Linked DNA regions of Mus musculus: region 1 is linked to region 2. The links are chromatin contacts, found by Hi-C in ENCODE. All regions are on one chromosome and are shown on one strand. The core of a region is the stretch at or near the end of the contact, and the rest is flanking DNA. Distances in the headings are between cores, read along the strand shown. Region 1 has its middle 21 kb from the start of Mmgt2. Region 2 holds the start of Ttc19 (tetratricopeptide repeat domain 19).

Region 1 (4,469 bases), core at 1,251-3,750, 390 kb before region 2:
TCCACCTATAGGGTTGCAGACCCCTTCAGCTCCTTGGTGCTTTCTCTAGCTCCTCCATTGGGGGCCCTGTGTTCCATCTTATAGATGACTGTGAGCATCCACTTCTGTATTTGCCAGGCACTGGCATAGCCTCATACAAGACTGCTATAACAGGGTCCCTTCAGTGAATATGTTTTTGTTTTAATCCCAGGTGTGAAATAAGAGGTTGCTTCATAACATGTGACAATGATTTGCCTCATGCACTAGGGTTTTTTTGTTTTTTTGTTTTTTGTTTTTTTGTTTGTTTGGTTGGTTGGTTTGGTTTTTCGAAACAGGGTTTCTCTGTGTAGCCCTGGCTGTCCTGGAACTCACTTTGTAGACCAGGCTGGCCTCGAACTCAGAAATCTGCCTGCCTCTGCCTCCAAGTGCTGGGATTAAAGACGTGCGCCACCTCCCCACCCCCACCCCCTGCCTCCTGCACTAGCAGGCAGTGTTTTTACCCAGCTGCAGAGAGTTTGTTTGGAATTCTAGGAACCTTTCAGAGGGGGTAAATGCCAGACCCGCAGAGGGGCTGGGGGCTCTCCAAGGGGCTGCTTTCCTCCCTCCTCCTCCTGTTTCCTGTTGCTGTGTTGCTGTAGTTTGTCAAGTGGTCATGAGCAAAGAGACAAGAAGAAGAAATTGGATATCCTAAAGATGAAGTTTGGATTTGTCCCTAGGAACCCGATGCCCCTGCCCCTAATCAGCTGGAAGTAATCTAAAAGGTCTATGCCCCCTTTCTGCCCTTTCCTCTCTAACCTTCCTTCTCTCCTACCTAGTGTTGGGGAGTTGGAAAAGATTAGGGTGGAATAAGGGCTGGAAGGGTGGTAGATATAAGAACCCAACAGAATAACTAAAAAAACAAAGAAACAAATAAAAAACCATGCCAATGCAAACTTGTCTCAGAAACCAAGGATGGAGACGTGCCACGGCAATCTCAGCTCTGGATATTTATCCAGGAATTGAAAACAAGGTACCCACTCCATTCTTGGAATTTACAGCAGTACCCTTACCAGGTTTCTCTCTTTGTATCCTCAGTTACTTTAAAACTAAGGAAATCCAGTCACGTGCTACATCGATGAAGTTTGAGGACTCAGTGCTAAGAAAAATAAGCCAGTTATGGCACAAGGACTGCAGGATTGCACTTCCAGAAAGCATGCAGAACAGCCAACCCACCCCACCCCCTACCCTGCTTTCTCCCAAAAGCCTGAACTGCACAGGAATCAGGAATGAAGGGAATCGTCCTTCCCTTCTACCAAGCTTCCTCTTGCTCATGGTTTACTTATTGAATAAATGTCTGTTGAGGATCTATTGTATGTCAAGCTGCAGGGTTGGCTCTGGAAACAACAGTGGTTAGACAGGCAGACCCGGGATCGCCAGTCATTTACTTCCTAGTCAACAAAGTGACTTCAGACAGTATAGATGCCAGGCTGAGGATAAACAGATCTGCCAAAATCAAAGGAGACTTAACGTGAGAAGTACCAAGCCAGGAGCAATGGTCACTTGGCAGAGGAAACACATACAAAAGCCCAGAGACGGGAGACAGCTCACCATGTCTAAGGAATAAAGGTCAGCCCGGCCTGAGGAGAGGGACAACGGAGGGCAGCCATTATGTTATGTATGTTATATGGCTATAACAGACTGTGCGGGGCTTTGTAGATGTGAAGAAAAAGGTAGTTAACAAAATAGATTGTCTTGTGAGAAAATGTCAGCTCTGAACACCAGAATGTCAGTGAAGGACAGGGTTGGACATCCCCAGGTTCTCCATCAAGGTTTGTAATTTGCCACCTGCGAGCCCTTAGGGTTTTCACAGTTAGGCATGGGCTTGGATCACCTAGTTTCATATAACAGACTCCTGGGCCACCCCAGGTAGATCAGGTCGATCTGGGCGGGGCCCAGAATCTGCACATCACGTTCCTGCCAAGACACTGCTGATGCTGGCAATCTTCCACCACACAGATGACGCTGGAGGCAAGTCATAGATTCTTTCCCACTGTACCTTCTATCCTGATAGGCATGGTCACCAAATGAGAGGAAAATATGTCTGGGGAAGCCTCCTGTGGGCACACTGCGGACAGTATCTTCCTGAGTAGTCCTGGCTGGCCTTGAACTCACTATGCAGACCAAGCTGACCTCACACGCTCCTCCAGCCTTTGCTTTCTGAGTGCTGGGATTACGGGCGTGTACCACTGCACCTGCTAGGAAAGCCTTTTCTAAAAAGAAAAAGACAAACGCACGGAATCACCGCCTTGGAGCCGCTCACCACTCACCCCTCCCATCTGTTTCCCTCATCGTTTATAAGAAATGTTCTCCTCTAAGAGGAGCAGCTGACTGCTCAGGAACAATGGCGGTTTTACTTCGTTTATGCTAACTCTGCTTCTCTGAGCATGTGAGCATCTGCTAACCCACGATGCCAGGGCAAACGCTATCTTCCCCTGCCTCGGTGAAGCATTCAGAGTCACCTCTAATGTTCTTTTCACCAGTAGAGCTTGACGCCGTCTTCGAGGACCCGTGGTTATTTTTGTCAACCATCATCTCGGCCCACTCTTCCCAAACAAAGCTCTCCTGTGAGTCATCTGGGGAAGCCAGAGGCATATGACGCTTGTTCAGCTGGTATCCTGCCATTCAGGAGAAGAGTATTAACATTCTCTTGCACTCAATTAGGAAAAAAAAAAAAAAAAAAAGCAACAACAACACAGATTCATCAGCTGCTCTAAACTCAAGAATCTGGAATGTACACTCATGGTCAATGCTTAGGAGGTATATATTTATTTATATTCACTCACACGTTCAGTAAATATTGGGGGGCTACAAACACAGCAGTGTACAAAACAGAGCCCCCTTTCATGAGGTTTGCTTATGTCCACTCTGGGAATATACAGCAGTATTATCTCCTAGAGGTCTTTTTTTTTTTCTTTCTATTGTCACCTAGTGTTAACTGCAGTCCAAAAAAGGTTAAAAGATTCTAGAAACAAACAGCGGATGCGTCACGGAAGCCAGTGCTGGCATCGTGTGAGTTTTCCCTTTGAGCATCCATGCAGTGTATGCTCTCAACCCTCTAAGCACCTACTGACTGTCTGGGTTATCAGACTGAAAAATAAATTATCTCATGGACTCAGTACTTTGCTGGCTTCTACTCTAGGTCATGCATATATGCCCTGCCCAAGGAGGAGCAAGTAATGTATTCTGAAAGTGTCCTTGTACTGACAGAAGGGGCAGTCACATGGTGGACGGGGTTATGGGTTGGAGTACTATAAAGCATGAAATAGGCAAGGTTTTCTTTTTTTTAATTATTTATTTTATGTATATGAGTACACTATAACTGTCTTCAGACACACCAGAAGAGGGCATCGGATCCCATTACAGATGGTTGTGAGCCACCATGTGGTTGCTGGGATTTGAACTCAGGACCTTCAGAAGATCAGCCAGTGCTCTTAACCACTGAGCCATCTCTCCAGCCCGGTAACTAGGTTTTCGATTGTGGGTGTTGTTCTCCAGGCTCATTGAGGGGAAGATGTTAGGGACTGAATCTAGAGCCGTTAAATTTATATGTTTAGGGGTCCCAACGTGTGACTTTTCCTTTGGACTTAGGAAGCCTAGGTCATGTTTGCCCCACGATTTATTTAAGAAGCATGCAATGTGTGGTCTAGATTCACAGGTACACAGCGGGGGAGAAACTTTTACTCAAGAAGATTCATACTTGGAATTTATCCAACACATGATCTAGATGAGATACGGGACTTCCAGTTGATGTGGGAAAGAGTTGGGACATGGATGTGGCTGTAGGAATGTGATACACACACACAGTATAGCCTTCATCTCCTCCCTTAGCTGTACAGTCCTTTTAGTTACTACCATTCCTACTGCCGAATACACACACACACACACACACACACACACACGTCATGAGGGGTAGTATTGCAGGCTCAATAGTGGTTCCCCACAAGTTACATTTGAAATCCAATCCCCAAAACCTTCCTTGGATTGTATCACTAAAGAAGTAATGATGATAACATGACGTCATAGGTATAGATGGGATCTTTATGAAGAGGACAATATGACACAAATACACAAAGTGGGGTCTACATGAAGACACATGGAGAAGATGAGAAGACATCCACCTACAAGCTAAGGAGAGAATCCTTGGTGGAAGGTATCGAGCCAACTCCTTGATCTTGACTCCTGGCTTCCGGAATTGTAGAAAATTAATTCCTATTTCTTAAGTGACCCGGTCTGTGGCAAGCCTAATAAACCAATAGAGTGTTCTAGTTTCATTTCTGTTGCTGTGAGAAAACACCCTGAGAAAAAGCATGACGGAGAGAAAGGGTTGGTTTATTTGGCTCACAATGTCAGCCACAGACCACTGCAAGAGTAGAAGCTAGGCACATCACACCATACCCACAGTCAGAAGCAGAGAAATAAACATACCCATGCTGCCTGCTTTCTCTCATCTG
Region 2 (4,314 bases), core at 1,542-4,041:
TGCATTTTCAGGACCTTTCTGAGGAAGTAGCATCCCCTTAGTCAGCTCCCTTGAGGCATTACCAATTCCAGATGTTACAAAGCGATTGACTTACATTTTCAAGCTGCCCTCGTATAAATGCTAAGTTGGCCATCTGAAAGCAAATTATAAATGGCTGTTCAGTTCAGAGTGCTGCGCTTACACAGATTTACAACTTTAAAATGGAAGACTCTTCCCTGTTTTTACAATCTTAAAAAAAAAAGTTCAGAACAAAGAAAACACCCCCCGTTAATCTGCTAGAAGCTCAGTACAGCAATAGTGAAAGACGCACACAGTTTATTTTATATATTCTGTTAAAAGCAAACTAAACCCAGATCACCAATGAAAAGTACAAAGCTATTTGTTTCTTTATGGTTTGAAATTATAAGTGACCCTGTGGAGGGTACAAAAATTAAACCAAGAGAAAACCTAGAAACAAACACCTTCAGGGCATCATGGCAGTCAGGAAGATAAATGAGCAAGAACACTTTCTCAGCATGTACCCTTCCTCAATAGCTAGACTGGTTAGAGCAGTTACCAGGTCATAAGTGTACGTGATGGCCTTCCTGTTGTCACTCTCATACGCAAGGCGAAGAGCGTCATGCAAAATCAGCTCGGCCGCTTCTGGCTCGTCTTTCATGATGCTCAACTAGAGAGAAAAGACAAAGGCAACATTAACTGAGCTGTAAGGAGGCAGCTGCACTATGCTGCAGAGCAGACACTTCACAAAATGTACTGAATCCCAGCTATGTCCAGGTACCATGCCCACCCAGCTGACAGGGAGACTAGCCTCCCTTGTATCTAGGTGTGCTCATACAACAAAGTTTTAACCAACAGATCACACAGGAGGAATGTGAGCCATCTTTACTTTGTTTTTCCTCCAGAGACAGAGACCAGGCTGCCTCCTGACCCACAGAGATCCACTTGGCTCGGCCTCCTGAGTGTGGCAGTTAAAGGTGTGGACCACCACACCTGGCACTGTGTTCCTACCGAAGCTGTTCGCCTTTCGTCTTCTTCTCTTCCTGAAGATTACAGGGAATCAGGTAGGACAAGTAGGCATAATTAAAACTCACGAAAAGAGGAAGAAAAACAGCACAGAAGAATGACAAGAGGAATCTGGAACGTGTTCAAGAGAATGAGAGTAAAACTGAGGTAAAGTGACTAAGGAGTTAACCATGTAACGAAATGGACAGAAGAATGACCCCAAAAGACAGGGGTGAAAAGAATGGATCTTCAGAAGACATTCGAGGACGGAGAGGTGGACAGAGGGTCCTGAATCACATCTCTTGCCACAGGAGGATGAGACGCTGGCTTAGATCACTTCCAGCCCTGCAGCCTCTGACAGGGGGTTTGTGTTTTCTCACAGGTACAGGGAGAAGTCACTCAGCTGTCAAACAAGAAAGCACTACTACAATCTGATTTACATTTTCAAACCATCACTCAGGTTGCTACACGGAGAAAGGACTGCGGTTGGGGCAAGAGAACAGGACCTGTGTGAGGAAAACTGGGGGAAAAGAGGGAATGGAAAAAGAGGGCAGGCGATTTGAGAAGTGTTCTGGATTTGATGGCAACTGTGTTTACTGCTGTAACTGGGAATTATCAACAACACACTTTAAGAACAATTATGATTATTTTCTGTTTTTTTTTTTTTTTTTCTCCTCTTTTTTGAGACAGGGTTTCTCTGTGTAACAGAATCCTGGCTGTCCTGGACTTGCTTTGTAGAGCAAGCTGGTTTCAAACACAGGGGTCCGCCTGAGGAACCACTATGATTTTTTAGGCTTAATTTTTTAGGTGATAGAGAGAACACTGTTAAAGCCATATTTGGGGGGAAGGAATTTAAGAAAAAGTGCTTAGTCCCGGGCATGCTAAATCTGAGAGATAGCTGTGGCCTTGCAATAGAGACAGCATGTCAATGACACACTGCAGTCTGAACACAAATCTGGACGTTGTTGGCATTAAGTCGATATTGAACCCGTAGGAAGAGATGAAATAAACCTGGAGGGGGGAAAAAAAGGATGTGGAGAAACAGATTTAGACGCAAACCAATAGGCATAAACGATACTAAATTGCATTTTCGGGGCGTCATTCATAGTCTATGAACAAAATGTCATTCGGCTTGGAGGTTAGCTGATTAAAGCCACCCTCGCAAAACATCCTCAATCAATACGTTTGGACAAAATAAATAAATAAATAAAGGAAATGTGAGGGTCTCCACCTGCACTCACAACTGCAGCGATTCTGCTGCAGGATTCGCTCTGGACCAGTCTGGATGGATCCCAACCTTCCACCCAGGGCCAATCCATCCAGGCCTCGGGAAACCGGAGCAGAGAGCGCGCGCGCCCGGTCGAGCCCCTCACCTTGGCTTGCTTCAGCAGCTGGATGATCTCGGCCTCCGCCTCGTCTGACGCGTCCTCTCCCGGCTGCTCGGCCGTCGCCGCGGGTCGCGAGAACCAGGCGAGAGCTGCGAGAAGCGGCTCAGAGGTCACCGGGACCGGCCCGTGCCCGCGTCCCCGCCCCCGCCGGGCCGGCCCCGCCCGGAGCGCACCGCTCACCTGCCAACAGCGGCAGCACCCCGTGCCCCCGCGCCGGCGCGCCTCGGGTCCGCAGCCGCTCCGCGCCCGTCCCCGCGTCGCCCGTCCGCTCCGGCAGCAGGCGCGCCGTACAACCCCCACACCGCCGGCCCGCGGCCCGCAGCAGGGTTCGACCCAGACGCCAGCGAAGCAACCGGAACATGCCGACGGGTCCTCCCTCAGAGATCCACTAAGCCACGGCTGGCCCGGGACGCCCCGCCAGTCCGCATGCGCGATGACGCATGCTGACGTCACGCCGTCTCGTCCCGCCCCGCCCCGCCCCCGGCCTGCAGGGCGCGTGAAGTTCGCAGCGCCCGGGAGGAGAGAAGACGGGCGGCGTGCCATGGCGGTCGCGCTCCCGGAGGTGGTGGAAGAGCTCCTGAGCGAGATGGCCGCCGCTGTGCGAGACAGCGCGAGAAGTACGGCCTGCGGGCTTTTATTCTTACCCCGCATGGTTATGTCCCTGAAGCCTGGGCCCCTTAAATCGCTTAACTAAATAGAGGGATTTGAGTGACTAGACGTCAGATCCCTGAGTGCGAGCCGGTGTGCGGGAACCCCGGTACTTAAAGAGAGCCACTGGGTACATCCAAGGAGTGGGCGAGGGCTGGGATGCGGAATGGCAGATGCGTAGACAATTTCGAGTTACTCAGAATCTTTATCCACAATCCGTGATGCAAAGTTTAAAAATAATACCCTTGTTTACTACTTTGTTTAGTAAATAGATTTTACTAAAAAACATTCAGGGAGGCAAAACCTTTAAAAAAAAATCGGGAAGTTGAAAATTACTTCTTCCCTCTGGCCTGTAGAGGTCGCCCTATGCCTGTCTCCAACAAAATGACCGACCAAGGATGATCTTTGCTTACTCACCAGAGTAGGAGGATCTACCAAAAGGGGAAAACTAGTAATGAGGATCTACTATGCAGCTCGGCTGGTAAAGAGGCTTGCCTGGCATGTAGAGAGCTGCCGTGGATTCCCCACCACCGCACAAGACTGGGCACATGGCTGTAGTCTCCGCACTTGGGAAGTGGAGACAAAAAAAAAAAAAAAAAAAAAAAAAAGAAAGAAAGAAAAAGGGAAAGTTTAAGGTCAACCTCAGCTACATAATGCTAGGCCAGACTGGGCTGCTGGAGACTTTATCTCAAAAAACTGGAGGTGGGGTGGGGGGTGCTTTTGAAGTGTAGACTAATTAAAGCACTCTCCCCAAAAATAGCCTCTCTAAATGATAGCCAAATTAGAGCACAAAACTCCTATTGTTCATTGATTGTGCTCTGTGAACTGGTTTGAGTTACTGCTTCAATGGGACTAGAAAAGTAAACGAATAGTCTCATTTTGGTCTTTTACGTAAAAGATTCAGCCAACCAGGTATTCAAACATGCTTTGACTTCAAAGAAGTTGTGGGGTGTTAGTCTGTTGTGAGGTCTTGCTTCCAGGATTTGACCACAGATGTTCTGAGATGCTGGAACGAGATGAGTTTTACAGAACAGGGCTGTTGGTTAATCCATATGCCAGTAACTGAAGGGGCCCCCTTACACAGGAGCAGACTCTCAATTCCTGTTTATTTTTCAGTAGAGCAGTTTTCAGTATTGGGTCTGGGTATTCCTTTCTAATCCCCAATCTTCCTTGGTAACCGTGCAGAATATAAGTCCAGGTTGCATGTATATGATTTTGACCATATAGAAGCTATGATTTCCTTTCCTGGGTAACTTGGTTCCCCTGAATTATAACC

Evidence for each region. A loop is a pair of places that touch in the nucleus more often than their neighbours do.
Region 1: a loop to region 2 is called in a map of v-Abl transformed pro-B cells, with 2.6 times the contacts of the local background. The contact joins the enhancer-like site here to the promoter of Ttc19 in region 2. A Hi-C loop is called at or near these places in 1 of 37 maps with a recorded cell type or tissue (v-Abl transformed pro-B cells).

The regions. Positions count from the first base shown.
Region 1 is chr11:62,667,677-62,672,145 of GRCm38, reverse strand. No RefSeq gene overlaps it. Among named protein-coding and RNA genes, the nearest start is that of Mmgt2, 21 kb to the right of the region's middle. Within about 2 kb of position 2,500, at least 1 of the 3 ENCODE cell types and tissues checked has a DNase peak (open chromatin) inside an H3K27ac peak, as active enhancers do.
Region 2 is chr11:62,279,950-62,284,263 of GRCm38, reverse strand. It overlaps Ttc19 (tetratricopeptide repeat domain 19), which reads right to left and starts at 2,791. Exons shown (of 10, transcript NM_028360.2): 1 at 2,571-2,791; 2 at 2,376-2,479; 3 at 557-667; 4 at 95-133. The coding sequence starts at 2,751. Zswim7 (zinc finger SWIM-type containing 7) reads left to right here and starts at 2,869. Exons shown (of 5, transcript NM_027198.1): 1 at 2,869-3,007. The coding sequence starts at 2,932.